Linked DNA regions of Homo sapiens: region 2 is linked to region 1. Evidence: read pairs that join two places in POLR2A ChIA-PET (ENCODE). Cell type or tissue: OCI-LY7. All regions are shown on one strand.

Region 1 (8,000 bases):
CGATCTCGGCCCACTGCAACCTCTGACTCCCGGACTCAGGTCATCCTCCCACCCCAGCATTCCGACTAGTGTGCACCATCGTGCCCAGCTAATTTTTTTATGAGGGTCACTTTTTTTTTTTTTTTTTTTTTTGAGACAGAGTCTCGCTCTGTCGCCCAGGCTGGAGTGCAGTGGCGCAATCTCGGCTCACTGCAAGCTCTGCCTCCCAGGTTCATGCCATTCTCCTGCCTCAGCCTCCCGAGTAACTGGGACTACAGGTGCCCGCCACCACACCCGGCTAATTTTTTCTGTTTTTAGTAGAGATGGGGTTTCACCGTGTTAGCCAGGATGGTCTCGATCTCCTGAACTCGTGACCCGCCCGCCTTGGCCTCCCAAAGTGCCAGGATTACAGGCGTGAGCCACTGCGCCCGGCCGAGGGTCACTTCTTAAGCGTCACCCATGGACAAGATTTCGGTCACCAGGCAGAGTTAGACACAGTTTCATCCTTCCTCAGCCACTTTTGTCTAATGGGATAGTGAGCCCGGTTCGTGCCCTCACAAGTCTCCAAAGCCTTCACATGCTGCATAACGCTCTGTTCTTCCTTCCCTTATAGCTGCAGCTGTCACCTCCACCTCCTCTGGGAAGCCTTCCCTGAACTCCCACTGGGTCAGTGGCCTCTTCTGGGACCCAGGGCTGACGTCTCTTTCCCTCCTGCAAGAATGTGAGACCCTGGGTGTCATCTGTATCTCAAACACACCCTCCTAACAGTGCATACGGCCAACAGGATTATTCACTCACTCTACAATTCATGTAGTCTATTCTCTATGGTGGGCTCCGTGCTAGGCACTAAGGATTTAGTGGTGAACAAGACCAAGATGTGGACCCTGCCCTACTGGAGCCCACAATCTGATTGGGAAGATAGAAAGTTAACAATAGTGGTGAGTGCTATCAGGCCTTTTTTGTTTTTTGTTTTTTTTGGAGACAGAGTTTCGCTCTTGTTGCCCAGGCTGGAGTGCAATGGCGCGATCTCCACTCATCGCAACCTCTGCCTCCCAGTTTCAAGCAATTCTCCTGCCTCAGCCTCCCGAGTAGCTGGGATTACAGGCATGAGCCATCACGCCCGGCTAATTCTTGTATTTTTAGTAGAGATGGGGTTTCACTATGTTGGTCAGGCTAGTCTCGAACTCCTGACCTCAGGTGATCTGCCTGCCTCGGCCTCCCAAAGTGCTGGGATTACAGGTGTGAGCCACCGCGCCCAGCGCAATCAGGATTTAAACAGGATAATTTGAGTCTTTAGGTGGAGGAGTTCGGGATTTTAGTTGGAGGGATGGGTGAAGGACGCCAAGGAGGTGAGATTTGAGCCAAAGCCAGAAGGCTGAGAAAATCCCCGTATGTGAAGATGCAGAGAGGCCATTTCCTGCACATGGGAAGACAGAACAGCAAAAGCCGTGAGGCTGGAATGAGCCTACCTTGTTGGAGGAGACAGACATCCTCCTTGACATCCTCGCTTGGACCTCAAAGTTGCCCCCTCAGCTCCCTCTCCACCTATCCCTGATCTTTCTGCATCTCAGCAAACGGCCCCACCCTCCACTCATCCACTAGACTGAAAAATAGGGATTGGGGCTGGGCGCGGTGGCTCACACCTGTAATCCCAGCACTTTGGGATGCCAAGGAGGGCAGATCACCTGAGGTTAGGAGTTAGAGACCAGCCTGGACAACATGGCGAAACCCCGTCTCTACTAAAAAATACAAAAATTAGCCGGGTGTGGTGGCGCACACCCATAATCCCAGCTACTCAGGAGGCTGAGGCAGGAGAATCACTTGAACCCGGGAGGTGGAGGTTGCAGTGAGCTGAGATGGTGCCACTGCACTCCAGCCTGGGCAACAGAGCGAAACTCCGTCTCAAAAATAGATAAATAAAAATTAAAAATGAGGAGCGCAGCTTGCTGTCTCCCCTTTTCTCACACCCCACATCCATCCTTCTCAGCATGTCTGCCAACCTCTACCTATAAAGTAGGTCCGAAATCCAGGTGTTTTCTTTATCCCCATAGCCTGCAAGCTGGCTTTGGTATCCTCCAACCCATCTCCCACCTAACAGCTAAAATCAGAGAGCTTTTTTTTTTTTTTTTTTTTTTTTGAGACGGAGTCTTGCTCTGTCGCCCAGGCTGGAGTGTAGTGGTGTGATTTCGGCTCACTACAAGCTCCACCTCCCGGGTTCACGCCAGTCTCCTGCCTCAGCCTCCCAAGTAGCTGGGACTACAGGCGCCCGCCACACGCCCAGCTAATTTTTTGTATTTTTAGTAGAGACGGGGTTTCACCATGTTAGCCAGGATGGTCTTGATCTCCTGACCTCGTGATCCGCCCACCTCAGCCTCCCAAAGTGCTGGGATTACAGGCATGAGCCACCGTGCCCAGCCGCTGAGCTTTTTTTTTTGATGCAGGGTCTCACTCTGTCACCAGGGCTGGAGTGCAGTGGGACAATCACACCTCACTGCAGCTTCGACCTCCTGGCCTCAAGTGATCCTCCCACTTCAGCCTCCCCAGTAGCTGGGACTACAGGTGCATGCCACAGCTCTTTAACCATAAATCAAACATGTCACTGTTAAAACCTCCTAATGGTAGCTTCCCCCTGGGAGTAAAATCCAAGCTTTTCACAGTGGCCTTAAAGGGCACCTCTCAACCTCCCTGCTGCCATCTCCCACCATGCTGGCCCTCCCTCCCTCTCTCCTCTCCAGCTACACAGACCTCTTTGCTATTCCTGGAACCCACCAAGCTCTTTTTTGTCCAAGGAGTCAGGTACTTGCCGCTCCTTCTGCCTAGAACACCCCATTTCTCAGTTCCTTCTCCTCCTTTGGGCCTAAGTTCAAATGTCACCTCCTCTGAGAGGCCTGCCCTGACCACTCCTCTCCCCTTTACTTTGATTTTATTCTTCTTTCATATGCCCTTTCACATGTATACTCTTTCACTGAGTACATTTTCTGTTGTCCATCCCTGCCTAACTAGAAAGGCAGCTCCATGAGGGCAAGGTTTTGTCTTGTTTCATTGCTAATTTGGGTTTTTGCACAGTGCTGGGCACATATTAGAATCTCGGGGCAGGGCTCAGTGGCTTATGCCTATAATTCCTTTGGAAGGCCAAGGCAAGAGGATCGTTTGAGGCCAGGAGTTCAAGACCAGCCTGGGCAACATAGTAAGAACCATCTCTACAAAAAGTTAAAAACATAAATTAGCAGGGCACGGTGGCTCACGCCTATAATTCTAGCTAATCAGGAGGCTGAGTTGAGAGGATCACTTGAGCCCAGGAGTTTGAAGTTACAGTGAGCTATGATTGTACCACTGCACTCCAGCCTGGACGACAGAGCGAGAACCTGGGCTTAAAAAAAGAAAAGAAGGCCAGGCACGATGGCTCACACCTGTAATCCCAGCACTTTGGGAGGCCGAAGCAGGTGGATCACTTGAGGTCAGGAGTTCGAGACCAGCCTGGCCAACATGGTGAAACCCCTTCTCTACTAAAAATACAAAAATTAGCCAGGTGTGGCCGGGCGCAGTGGCTCATGCCTGTAATCCCAGCACTTTGGGAGGCTGAGGCAAGTGGATCACCTGAGATCAGGAGTTCAAGACCAGCCTGACCAACATGGTGAAACCTCATCTCTACTAAAAATACAAAAAATTAGCCGAGCATGGTGGCACATGCCTGTAATCCCAGCTACTCGAGAGGCTGAGGCAGAAGAATCGCTTGAACCCAGAAGGCGGAGGTTGCAGTGAGCCGAAATCACGCTATTGCACTCTAGCCTGGGCAACAAGAGCGAAATACCATCTCAAAAAAAAAAAAAAAAAAAAAATTAGCCGGGTGTGGTAGCATACGCCTGTAATCCCAGCTACTCAGGAGGCTGAGGCAGGAGAATCACTTGAGCCCGGGAGGTGGAGGTTGAAAGTGAGCTGAGATCGCACCACTGCACTCCAACATGGGTGATAGAGCAAGACTCTCTCTCAAAAAAAAAAAAAAAAAAAAAAAAAAGAACGAAGGCATTGGAGATTTGAGCCTGAGCAGTGGCGACAACAGGAGGAGAGGCAAGGCTGCATGTTGGAGATGGCAGAGGCTGACAAAGCAGATGTGTTGGGAACAGTTAGCAGGAGATCCAGCAGGCCAGGGGGAGGCCAGGGCCTCCTCACTCCCCCAGCCAAGGCACCTAGCCCACAGGGACCCAGGTGACACATGACACCAGAGGAGCCACAGGGCCTCCTGGGGCAGGGACCCCCTCAGCCGAGGCAGCAGCTGCTGCTGCAGCTGGTGACATTTCACTCCATGAGAGCCCTGGCTTCAAAGTCTTTGCAGGGGTAGCCGAGGGAGAAAAGGGGGTTGAAGAGGACAGGCTGGGTTGGGGAGGGAGCCACAGCAGGGTGGCCACCAGAGGACCAGGCAGCCAGAGGTGACTTGGGCCGGAGCCCTTAGCCGAGGTGTGTGGGCCTGATGGGTCCAGGAGCAGCCACCCTCATCCTGCAGCCCCCAAGGAACATAGAAGGAGGTGTGGGAACCCTCGGGCAGCCCTAGGCTCCCCCTAGGGGACTGAGGTTGGGCCTGCTGCCCACGGCCTGCCCACTTTACCCAGATGTCCAGCAAGGTGGCCATCAACAGTGACATTGGGCAGGCCCTCTGGGCAGTGGAGCAGCTCCAGATGGAGGCAGGCATCGACCAAGTGAAGGTGAGGGTCGGGGCCAGTGCAGGAGGCGGGAAGAGGTGGGAACACATGGGCCAGGGGACAGGTGCATGCCTGGGTCTGGTCTGGCTGAACCAGTTGGTCTGCAGGTGTCCAAAGATGGCCGCCGATCTGCTGAAGTTCTGCACGGAGCAGGCCAAGAATGACCCCTTCCTTGTGGGCATCCCGGCCGCCACCAACTCCTTCAAGGAGAAGAAGCCCTATGCCATCCTATGAACCCAGGGCAATGCCACCCTGTGGCCTGGGCAAACCAGGGGGCCTCAATAAACATGAAGTGAATACTTCTCAGGGCATGGCTGAGCTGGGCTGAGATGGGAGACCAGAGGGACTTTGGGCTTGCAGGGGCCAGGTGCGTACCTGGCCCAGCCTCCCTCCCTGCCTGCCCCCGGGGTCACAGCCACAGCAGCACACACACACCCTGGAGCCCCAGACGGAGAGCACGCCATCCCTCTTGCCCTCGCCAGCACCCATGGGATAGCCTGAGCAGGTACCCTTTCCCACCGTGCAGACAAATGGCCAGGATTTGAGTCATAATCTATACACCACACGCGTCACACATCACACACACACGTGACATCATAGACACAGATGCCCACGATCCTCAGGACTCTCCCTCTTCAAATGCACAGCAACAGCTGACATGCACCCCCAGCCCAGACTTGCTATCTCTCCCAGTCACTCCCATGCAGGCCCGCAGCCCCACAGCCCCAAGCAGGCACAGGCAGAACCCCAGCAGGCAAACCACACTCACACTCCAGGCCCAAGCACCAACATGTCAGGTTTATTTCTCCTTCGCTCTCAACTGAGAGCGGGGCATCCAAATCATAACAAAACCAGGGCCCAAGAGTGGGAAGCGGCCCCCTGGGTGGGCCTGAACCCCAATTTCACCCTTCCCCCGGGCATAGGGCCCAGGCCAGGACGCTCACCCGAATGTGGCTGGGACTCCTTGTGCCCTAGGCCCACGGGGCGGAGGCAGCACCAACATTGGGGATGGTCCCCCAAGAACAGAGGAGGAAGCCCAGCCTCCGGCAGGCAGTATCCACATCCACGCCCACCTGCTCAGGCCTGCAGCCTCCAGACCTCTAGCGACAGGTCTCCAGAGCCGGCCACCACCAGGTTGCCCTCAGCACAGACCTGGGAAGGGGGAGGAACATGAGGAGTCAGGGACGATGGCGCTCTGGCCAGCTGGGCAGGGCACATGGGGCAGGACCTTACCCTATTGAGCCCATTGTCATGCCTTCGGGTGCAAATGGTCCTTGGTGGGTCTGTGGGCACGTGCACCTAGTGAGGGGCAATGGGCGAGGTCAAGAGGTGTGCCCCTGGCTGATGGAGGTAGGGGAGAGGCAGGGACTGTCCTGGGGTGGGGGCTGGGCAGGAGCCTCACCCGGATGGTCTTGTCAGTGGATGTGGTGTACAAGGCTCCCACGGAGTACTGGATCCCAGTGATGGGAAAGCTGTGGCCCACATCAAAGGACTGCAGGAGGAGGATCAGGCAACACTCAGTCGAGGCTCTCCCAAGGCCCGCCCTCCCCCACACCACCAGGGGCTCGGGTAGGAAGGAAGCCCGGGGGGAGGGACAGTCAGGGGCAGGAGCTCCAGCAGACCCGGATAAGCTGGAAGCAGCCGTTGCGGTTGGCGAAGACGTGCAGCAGGCCCTGGTTGTCACCAGCCCAGAGCTGGGGTTCCTGGTAGGACATGCAGAGCAGGTAGGAGTCCAGCTACGAGAGGGACAAGGGACGGGACAGCTCAGGCCGGGCTGGGCCTGCAACAGTCCCCATCCCTCCAGGCCCCTGGGGAGGGCCCACCTGCAGACGCTGCAGGACGCTGTTGGCTCGGCGGTCCACCACCACCAGGGTGTGGTCCTCGCTGCCTGAGATGATGTGCCGGTCATCCGCCAGCAGGGTCAGCACGGGTCTGGAGTGTAGTTGCTGGTGCTTCAACAGGGCTGGGCCGGCTTCATGGGTGATGGGCCGGTGAGGAGGGATATCAGAGCCCCTCGAAGGCCCCCCCCAGCCCATGAGAGCATCCCGGGTCTCCATCCTGTCTGGCAAAACCCTCGATCTGCTCATTCCCCCACCCCACAGAGTGACCCATCTCTCCTCTCCCGCCTCAGGTAAATCCAGGCTTCCACAGGAGCCCCAGGCCTCTGCCCATCCCCGTCCACATCCCATATCCCTCCTCCGATCCCATCTACTGTTCTTAGCACAGAGCTGACCAAGGTGGTCTCAGTCTTGCATCCACCCTCAGGTTGGCCTGAAACATGCCTATCCCGCAGCCCCGCTCCAGCTCTGCCTGGACAAGGTACACTGGCCCTTCAATTAACAAAAGTAGAATGAATAAATAGGCCAGGCACAGTGGCTCACACCTGTAATCTCAGAATTTTGGGAGGCTGATATGGGCAGATCATCCGAGCCCAGGAGTTCAAGATCACCTTGGGCAACGTGGCAAGACCCCGTTCTCCATTTAAAAAAAAGAAAAATGGCCGGGCGCGGTGGCTCACATCTGTAATCCCTGCACTTTGGGAAGCTGAGGTGGGTGGATCACCTGAGGTCAGGAGTTCATGACCAGCCTGGCCAACATGGTGAAACCTTGTCTCTACTGCCTCAGCCTCTGGAGTAGCTGGGACTACAGGTAGGCGCCACCACATCCAGCATAAAAAAACGTAGTTAATCCACCACTGTTCCTATTATCATCTTCCCCCATTAACCCCATGGGGCTGCTGTGGTATTATTATCTGGATTTCAAAGATGGGGAAACCGAGGTTCAAGCTTGTCTGGAGGTCACACAGCTAGGCAGTGGGACAGCCAGAACTCTAACCCGCCCCCAGGGCTGCCCAAGCTTCACCTTCACCCGCTGCCCAAGTTGCCTGTATTGTACCAGCACAGCATGGCCACTCTGAGTGGTGAGTATTTGGTTAAGTGACTATGACCCCAGCCAGGCTGTGAAGCCCCAGTGTCTCCTTCCCTAACATGACATCTCCCAACCTGGGCCCCAGGACCCTTGGCCCACCTCTGGGGTCGTAGATGGTCACCTTCTTGTCATAGGTGCCAGTCACCAGGATGTCAGGCAGGTAGGAGAGGCACAGCACGGCTGAGCTGGCCCTAGGGACACACAGACCACAGGGCTTTGGCTGTGGCCAGACAGGGTCCTATCCCCGCAGGCCCCCTGCCCAGGCCCCCACACACTTTATCTCGCCGAACTGCTGCCCATCCGCTGCCATGTCCCAGAGCTTCACTGTGCTGTCCCAGGAGCCGGAGCACACGCGGTGGTCCTGCGCTGCCAGTGACCACACCCAGCCCTGCAGGA
Region 2 (8,000 bases), 1.6 Mb before region 1:
GCGAAACCCCCTCTCTACTAAAACTACAAAAATTCGCCGAGCGTAGTGGTGCATGCCTGTAATCCCAGCTACTCGGGAGGCTGAGGTAGGAGAATCTTGAAGCTGGGAGGCGGAGGTTGCAGTGACCCAAGATCACATCAGTGCACTCCAGCCTGGGGGACAGAGTGAGACTCCGTCTCAAAAAGAGAAAAAAAGAAAGGTTCTTTTATTATTGGAAGAGAAACAGATGATGAAGGAAAGGAGACATATTCAAGTTCAATGCCAGATCTGAAAATGTCATGTGTTGTCAGTATTGAGAAAAAAATATATAGACTCTAATTCACAAACCTAACTCCAAGGCTAAGTCCTCAAAGAGGAAAGCAAGTGGAGGACTTAAGTTACTTAAAGTGCGGGATACAGCTGCGGGCAGTAGCACATGCCTGGGGTCCCCACTACTTGGGAGGCTGAGGTGGGAGGATCACTTGAGCACAGCAGGTCCAGGCTACAGTGAGCCATGATCACACAGCTGCACTCCATCCTGGGTGATGGAATGAGACCCTGTATCTTAAAAAAATGAAATAAATACAGAATACTTATTTAAAACATGGGCCAGGTATAGTGGCTCGTGTAATCCCAGCACTTTGGGAGGCTGAGGTGGGCGGATCACTTGAAGTTAGGAGTTTGAGACCAGTCTGGCCAACATGGCAAAACCCCATCTCTACAAAAAATACAAAAATAGAAATTAAACTGGCATGGTGATGCGTGCTTGAGCTCCCAGCTCGGGAGGCTGGGCACGAGAATCGCTTGAACCCAGAAGGCAGAGGGTGCAGTGAGCCAAGATTGCACCACTGCACTCCAGCCTGGGTGACAGAGTGAGACAATACCTGAAAAACAAAAAACAAAAACAAAAAAAGGGAATTCGCAGAAATCTAATGACAATGACAGACCCTCCCCATGTTTTATTTCTAATGATAATCTTGTGAGGGAAACTTAACATTACCAACCTAAAGAAGACCCTTGAAGCGCAGTGGGGAAAGCACGGGTGTCTCCATCACACTGGTCTCCTGGGTATCCACGTAGAGAGGATGAGCCTCGACCACCCCCACACACGCACACACCATGCACTTGGATCCACGTGACATGGACTGTGGATGTAAGAACGTGAAAGGTAAAACAAAATTCTAGAAGAAAGCACGGGAGAAAATCTTCATGAGTAGGCATCGATTTCTTCCACGGGAGCCAAAAGCCACTAATCACAAACAATTGAGAAATTAGACCTCACTGAAATTAATAACATCTGTTTATTAATGGACACGCTGATGGAGACAGTGAAAACTCCTCATAGATGAGGAAAAGACAACACAATTTAAAGCTGGACAAGAGCCGGGAACAGACGCCTCCTTACACAGGACATCCCAGGACTAATCAATGTGGGGAAAGGTGCTCACGTCATTGCATTAGCATCACAACTTCAAGAAAATGCTCGTTAAAACCAGAGTGACTTGCACCAGCACCCGCCCCAGAACGGCCGAATGCCCATCAGTGCTGGCAAGTCTGAAGCAGTCTGGCCTCACACCCTGCGTGTAGGAGTATGCAGCTCTTTGGCAATCTCTTCTGTTTTGCTTTGTTTGTTTTTAACCATCGAACTGCAGAAGATAATATTTTCTGAGGCTCAGCCTGTACATACCCTCTGACCCAGCAGCCTGCAGCCCTCGTTCTACCCAGGAGAGCTGAGTGCATCTGTCCACACCGACAGACGTGTCCATAGCCACTTTGGTCATAATCTCCCAAAACAAGAATCAGCCCAGTGTCCATCTACAGGGGCATGGATCAGTGGAGGCCTAATCGTACAGGGCCCCAAACAGCTGTGAAAACAGACATAGTACTGCTACCTGGAAGAAGCTTACATTTTGTTGAGTGAAAGAAGCCAGACACTAAAAAGGGCATACTGGCCGGGCACGGTGGCTCACGCCTGTAATCCCAGCACTTTGGGAGGCCGAGGCGGGCGGATCACGAGGTCAGGAGATTGAGACCATCCTGGCTAACATGGTGAAACACCGTCTCTACTAAAAATACAAAAAATTAGCCGGGTGTGGTGGTGGGCGCCTGTAGTCCCAGCTACTCGGGAGGCTGAGGCGGGAGAATGGCATGAACCCAGGAGGCGGAGCTTGCAGTGAGCCGAGACCGCGCCACGGCACTCCAGCCTGGGCGACAGAGCGGGACTCCGTCTAAAAAAAAAAAGAGGGCCTACTGTGTGCCTCCAGTTCTGTGAGGGTCAGAAGCTGATCCACAGTAATGGCTGCCAAGCAGTGCTTACCTTGAGAGAGGGAATAGCAGGAAAGCCACACGACGAGCCTTCTAGGATACTGGGGATATTCTCTCTATAGATCTGGATGTGTATATGATGTGTACATTCACCAAGGTGTACACATGAGATATGTACACTTCTCTGTATTCCATTACACCTTGGTTTTTGAAAAGACAGAAACAGCATGCTCAGCTTATTAAGAACCTGAATATTTTCAGACAAAAAGTATGTCTAGTGTTAGTCCACTTTTTTTTTTTTTTAGTTTTAGACTCACAGAGCCCTCTTAGGGTCATATTTAGTTGTATATCATCTGACAAAAGAGGGAATGGCTCACCCAGCTGCTACAGTCAGTCTTGTAGCCTTTGTAAGATTTGATGATAAATCATACAATAAATTAAAACTTTCGGCTGGGCACAGTGGCTCACGCCCATAATCCCAGCACTTTGGGAGGCCGAGGCGGAGGATCACTTGAGCCCAGGAGTTCAGATGAGCCTGGCCAACATAGTGAGACTCTGTCTCTATTTAAAAAAAAGAAGAAAAAAAAAGTCTGGGTGTGGTGGCTCACGCCTGTAATCCCAGCACTTTGGGAGGCTGAGGCGAGCGGATCACAAGGCCAGGAGATCAAGACCATGCTGGCTAACACAGTGAAACCCCGTCTCTACTAAAAATACAAAAAATTAGCCAGGCGTGGTGGCGGGCGCCTGTAGTCCCAGATACTCGAGAGGCTGAGGCAGGAGAATGGCGTGAACCCGGGAGGCAGAGCTTGCAGTGAGCCGAGATTGTGCCACTGCACTCCAGCCTGGGCGACAGAGCGAGACTCCGTCTCAAAAAAAAAAAAAAAACCCCAAATCTTAACTCTTACTGCTAAGTGACTGCTTTATCGAAACTGTTCTGTTTCGGGACATTTGATTCTGGTAGAGATTTTGAGACCTGCTTTGAAGAGGACACCAACATTTCAGTCACACAGCAATGCTCCTGTCTTACCTGGGATCCATGTGGGAGGATGCCTCAGTGGGGGATTTGATCTGTGTTTTCAATTTAACCTCACATCTTACTGGAATGGATGGATTCACAGACCTGGGGGTCGCCCATTGGACTGGGAGTAACTACGTTGGAATTACAAGTAGGACAACAAAGATGACTATTAAAGAAAGCCTCCTGAGTGCTGGAAGCACAGCAGGCGTGGGTCTGTCCACTCACTGTAATGTGATTTGCACAGGAAAACATCACATAGGGCACATCAACTCAGGAAAGATAGTCGTTGAAAAGCTACCTCAGCTGGGCGTAGTGGTCACGCCTGTAATCCCAGAACTTTGTAAGGCTGTGAGGCTTGTGGATCCCTTGAGACCAAGAGTACGAGACCAACCTGAGCAAAACAGGGAGACCCCGCCTATGCAAAAAATACAAAAATTAGCCAGGCGTGGTGGTGCACTCCTGTTGACTCAGCTATTCAGGAAGCTGAGGCAGAAGGACCACAAGAAGTCAAGGCCGCAGTGGGGTATAATCACATCACTGCACTCCACCATGGGTGACAGAGGTGAGACCCTGTTGCAAAAAAAAAAAAAAAAAAAGCAAAAGAAAAGCTGCCTCCATTTAGCAATAATTTCAAACATGATGTTTGGGTACAAAATTGGTGTACTTAATGGATATTTCTGATATTCTTAACTAAATTTGAAGCTGTGAGGGAAGACAAACTCAGGGTCCACAGGGTGGGAAAAGTCCACAAGATCACCCTCAAGTGCCGTCATTCTCTAGGACCCCGAGAGCCCTAGCGGTTGTTACGCTTGCAGTTATGATTTATTACAGTGCAAGGCTACAGATTAAAATCAACCAAGGCAAGAGATGTATGGGGCCTCTTGGGGGCCAAGGTGGGCGGATCACTTGAGGTGATCTGGACGGTTCCAGACACAGGGCTTTCCTTTGTCTCCTCCCTGTGGAGTTGAAGACAGCGCTGATGTTCCCGGTGACGTTGACACAGAGCACTGCCAACCAGAGAAGCCTCCGTGTCCAGAGGTTTTTTTTTTTTTTTGGAGATGCAGTCTCACTCTGTCACTCAGGCTGGAGTGCAGTGGCACTATCTTGGCTCACTGTAACCTCTGCCTCCTGGGTTGAAGTGATTCTTCTGCCTCAGCCTCCTGAGCAACTGGGATTACAGGCTCGCGCCACCACGCCTGGCTAATTTTTGTATTTTTTAGTAGAGATGGGGTTTCACCATGTTGGCCAGGCTGGTCTCGAACTCCCGACCTTAAGTGATCCGCCCGCCTCAGCCTCCCGAAGTGTTGGGATTACAGGCATGAGCCACCGTACCCACCCTGTGTCCAGCATTTTTACTGGGACTTGGTCACAAAGACACAGCTGGCTACCCACGTGGCTGACCTCCATCTCCAGCCCCTCTGCAGGTGAGCAGAAACTACATAGCCCAAAGCCCCAACCTAGGACTGGTCCCAGACCCCACGTAAACAAAGACAGCCATTAGGTGTGACATTCTAAGGACTCAGAGATCACCTCCCAGGAGCCCCAGGCAAAAGCCAGACCTCATTTGGGGCGAAGTTACATTCTTTTTTATTATTATTATTATTTGCCCATCATTGTCTAGAAGTTACATTCTGTATGACACATCTGTCAGATCCCTGGAAGCTTCCTCGCCACCGACTGCATGGCAGGTGGTGCTCATGTCACTCGGCCCTTCCTTGGCCCCACACAGCTGCACCAGGCTGAGAAGAGCTTGAATGGAATAAAGTCAGACACAGCTAACAGCTCACTTTTTTGTCTCCAACTTTGAATTGCTCCTTTCCAAGAAAAGAAAAAAAACTTCTTTTTGTTTAATTGGATTTTTTTTTTTATTTATTTTTTGAGGCAGAGTCTCACTCTGTCACCCAGGCTGGAGTGCCATGGCACAATCTCGGCTCCCTGCAACCTCCACCTTCCAGGTTGAAGTGATTCTCCTGCCTCAGCCTCCCAAGTAGCTGGGATTACAGGTGCACACCACCATCATGCCTGGCCGGAATTTTTGTTTTTTAGTTGGCTCTCCAGAACCCTCTAAGTAGTTCAGCTCTGCAATTGAGTTAAATGTGAAGCCTGAAAAGAGACTGGCATCTGTGTAGACCTGAGTTCTAACAATTCAAAGAGTGAACACGGGACGTTGTCCTCTGGATTCGGTGTCAGGAGCCTGCCTCGCCGAGCTGGAGAGTGTGCCCATGACTGCAGGTGGGAGCCACATGGTCCGTCTAGGTGGCGACACCTGAGGACAGAAGTGGTTTAGCTGGGCACCCGCTGCTGTGTTGGGGCCAGACCCTTTTGGAGAGGCAGGGACGCCCTTCCTGTCAGGTGGAATCTTTTCAAATATTGCTTTTGATCGTTGGAGATACTTGCAGCCCCCTAGTTCGTGTTTTATTCTGGCAGAATTGTGTTTGACGTGACCTCTGTGTTGACCTCATCATACGTGTACAGTTGTCTTGCCTGGGAATCTTATACTCTGTTCTTCTGCACTCAGATTCACAGCCATGAGGCCGCTCCTCCCAAGGCCCTGGAGTGTGGCACTGCCAGCTGTCACAGCCACGGTCCTTTACATTGTATACACAGAGTGCAGTGACATGCCCCTCCTGCTCAGGGGCCACAGTAGGAACAGGCTGGAGTGTTCTGTGGTACCATGCCGGCAGTGCTGGCTTCTGCTGTCCAGGGGCTTGTGGTGGCTCCAGTGGGAAGGGCCACGTAAGCAGAACAGGAAGTGTGAGCAGTGTCCACTGGGAGGAGAGGGACAAGTGTCCCAGGCAGAGAGGACACAGTGCATGCAGAGGCTGGAGGGAGGCTAGGGGCTTGAGTGGGGCTGCGCCAGCACCAGGGGCCTCACAGGGGCCCTGGGCCACACACCTGCCCTTAGCCAAGGGCGTTTCTCCTTGGTGGTTTGAAATCTCAAACCACATTGAGGAACCTGCCAGAAATCGAAACCAGAATTAAGAAATTAAGTTACATGTAGGAGATTTTACTTTAAAATCAGAACATGCAGAAACGTTCTCTGTGGCTTCGGGTCAGGTTCGGGCTTGTGGGGCTGTACACTGCCAGTTGATACCTTCTTCCCTGGGTTCTGTGTTTTTTTTTTTTTTTTTGAGACAGAGTCTTGCTCTGTAGCCCAGGCTGGAGTGCAGTGGCACAGTCTTGGCTCACTGCAACCTCTGCCTCCCTCCCTGGGTTCTTTATAGCAGTCAGCAGCTGGTGGCTGAGGCATTTGGGGCACTGTGTCCAAGTGTCAAGGCCGCATGTGTGTCAGGGGGCACACCCTTGGTGTGCTTGGTAAGGGCTCAGAGAAGGGCATCTGCTGGTCCATGTGGGCTCAGCCAGCAGCCTGCTAAAGACCACCCCGCCAGCCACCAGCCTGCCTGCGACAGTGATAGGGCAGAGATGCTGCTACAATAAAGACCATGCGGGCCAGGCGCAGGCGCTCACATCTGTAATCCCAGCACTTTGGGAGGCCAAGCCGGGCTGATCACTTGAGCTCAGAAGTTTGAGAACAGCTTGGCCAACGTGGCAAAAACCCCGTCTCTATTAAAATACAAAAATTAGCCAGGCATGGTGGCACTCGCCTGTAATCCCAGCTACTTGGGAGGCTGAGGCAGGAGAATCGCTTGAACCCAGGAGGAGGTTTCGGTGAGCCAAGATTGCACCACTGCACTCCAGCCTGGGTGACAGTGAGACTACGTCTCAAAAAAAAAGACTGTGCTAGACGGTGGTGTTGAACTTGAACTTGATGCTTGTGCTGAGGTCAGGAGACACGTGCACAGCTTCAGGGCTAGAGGGGCACAATGGCTGCAGACTATGCTCGGGCAGCTCGGAAAGACGGTGACGGGTCCAGGCTGCCGCAGCTAAGCCTCACAAGAGCTCTGGCCCCACCAGGCGGGCCCTCTGGGTTCCATTCCCACTCCCCACTGCCTGGAGGCAGCAGCCCTGTGGTTACTGTAGGAGGGACCTGAATGCAGTGAAGATCTGCACTCCACACCTGTCTCTGTGCCTCAGTCTCCACGTCTGCAGCACAGGGGCCTGACTGAAATAACGTGGCCAGGCACACAGCCCAGACGCCAGCACTGTGTGCACTGTGGGAGGGGACGATGGTCCCTAGCCCAGGGCCTGAGCTGCTGCCTTGCCAATTCGTGGTGACAGCTTTGGCCTGGGTCTGGCAGGGGCTGGCTGCTACTGCTGAAGGCCTGTCTGCACTGTTTCCCTGCCTTTCCACAAGCACTGTCCCTCCTGGCTCTTCAGAGTTGAGTGGTTATACCTTGTGCAAGAAAAACAATGAAACAGATTGTCTGAATGTTTCAGACCTGCCTGAAACATTCTGCAGGAGAGGTCATCCCAAGGCTTGAAAGTGTTTGTCACACTCCTTCAAGCCCCCAGGGCAGGGCCCCTGAGGGAAGGGTGCAGGTGGAGGGTGGGCAGGAGTGGGAGCCATTCCTTGGGGACAGGGGGGCTCCTCAGGGCTGTCTGGCCCTTGGCCTGTGGTTCCAGGTCTATGGTCTGCTTGGCACATAGCCTGGACCCTGGTGCTGTGCAGGCACTGGCTGGATGAGGGCACCGAGCAGATGAGCCCCAGGCATGCCCACTTATGGGCATAGGCTGGGTGCAGGGCACTGGGTCCAACATAACCATGGCAGAGGGCTCAGGGGGCCTAAAAGTCATGGATGGAGTTGCCCACGCAGCCTGCGGTCAGGTTCCCTGTGGA

Evidence for each region. ChIA-PET counts read pairs that join two places held together with the same protein. Peaks named below come from ENCODE experiments on the same cell type or tissue, not always from the same donor. Only the 100,000 strongest peaks of a DNase experiment are listed, where the experiment ranks them.
Region 2: POLR2A ChIA-PET joins it to region 1 with 14 read pairs; 2 of 35 experiments call an interaction of 5 or more read pairs at or near these places.

The regions. Positions count from the first base shown.
Region 1 is chr19:12,683,463-12,691,462 of GRCh38, forward strand. It overlaps GNG14 (G protein subunit gamma 14), which reads left to right and starts at 4,536. Exons shown (of 1, transcript NM_001316692.2): 1 at 4,536-4,960. The coding sequence starts at 4,587. The coding sequence ends at 4,910. It overlaps FBXW9 (F-box and WD repeat domain containing 9), which reads right to left. Exons shown (of 10, transcript NM_032301.3): 4 at 7,880-7,992; 5 at 7,704-7,795; 6 at 6,500-6,648; 7 at 6,299-6,412; 8 at 6,079-6,168; 9 at 5,910-5,975; 10 at 5,454-5,828. The coding sequence ends at 5,754. RefSeq lists an enhancer at 1-161. In OCI-LY7, no CTCF peak of the experiment used is centred here; no DNase peak of the experiment used is centred here.
Region 2 is chr19:11,043,110-11,051,109 of GRCh38, forward strand. The region is part of intron 30 of SMARCA4 (SWI/SNF related BAF chromatin remodeling complex subunit ATPase 4); the gene reads left to right. Among named protein-coding and RNA genes, the nearest start is that of LDLR, 42 kb to the right of the region's middle. RefSeq lists enhancers at 3,241-3,290, 5,888-5,937, 6,028-6,317. In OCI-LY7, a CTCF peak has its summit at 5,490; DNase peaks (open chromatin) are centred at 3,682, 4,962, 6,182, 6,502 and 2 weaker places; H3K4me3 peaks cover 3,023 bases; H3K27ac peaks cover 5,741 bases.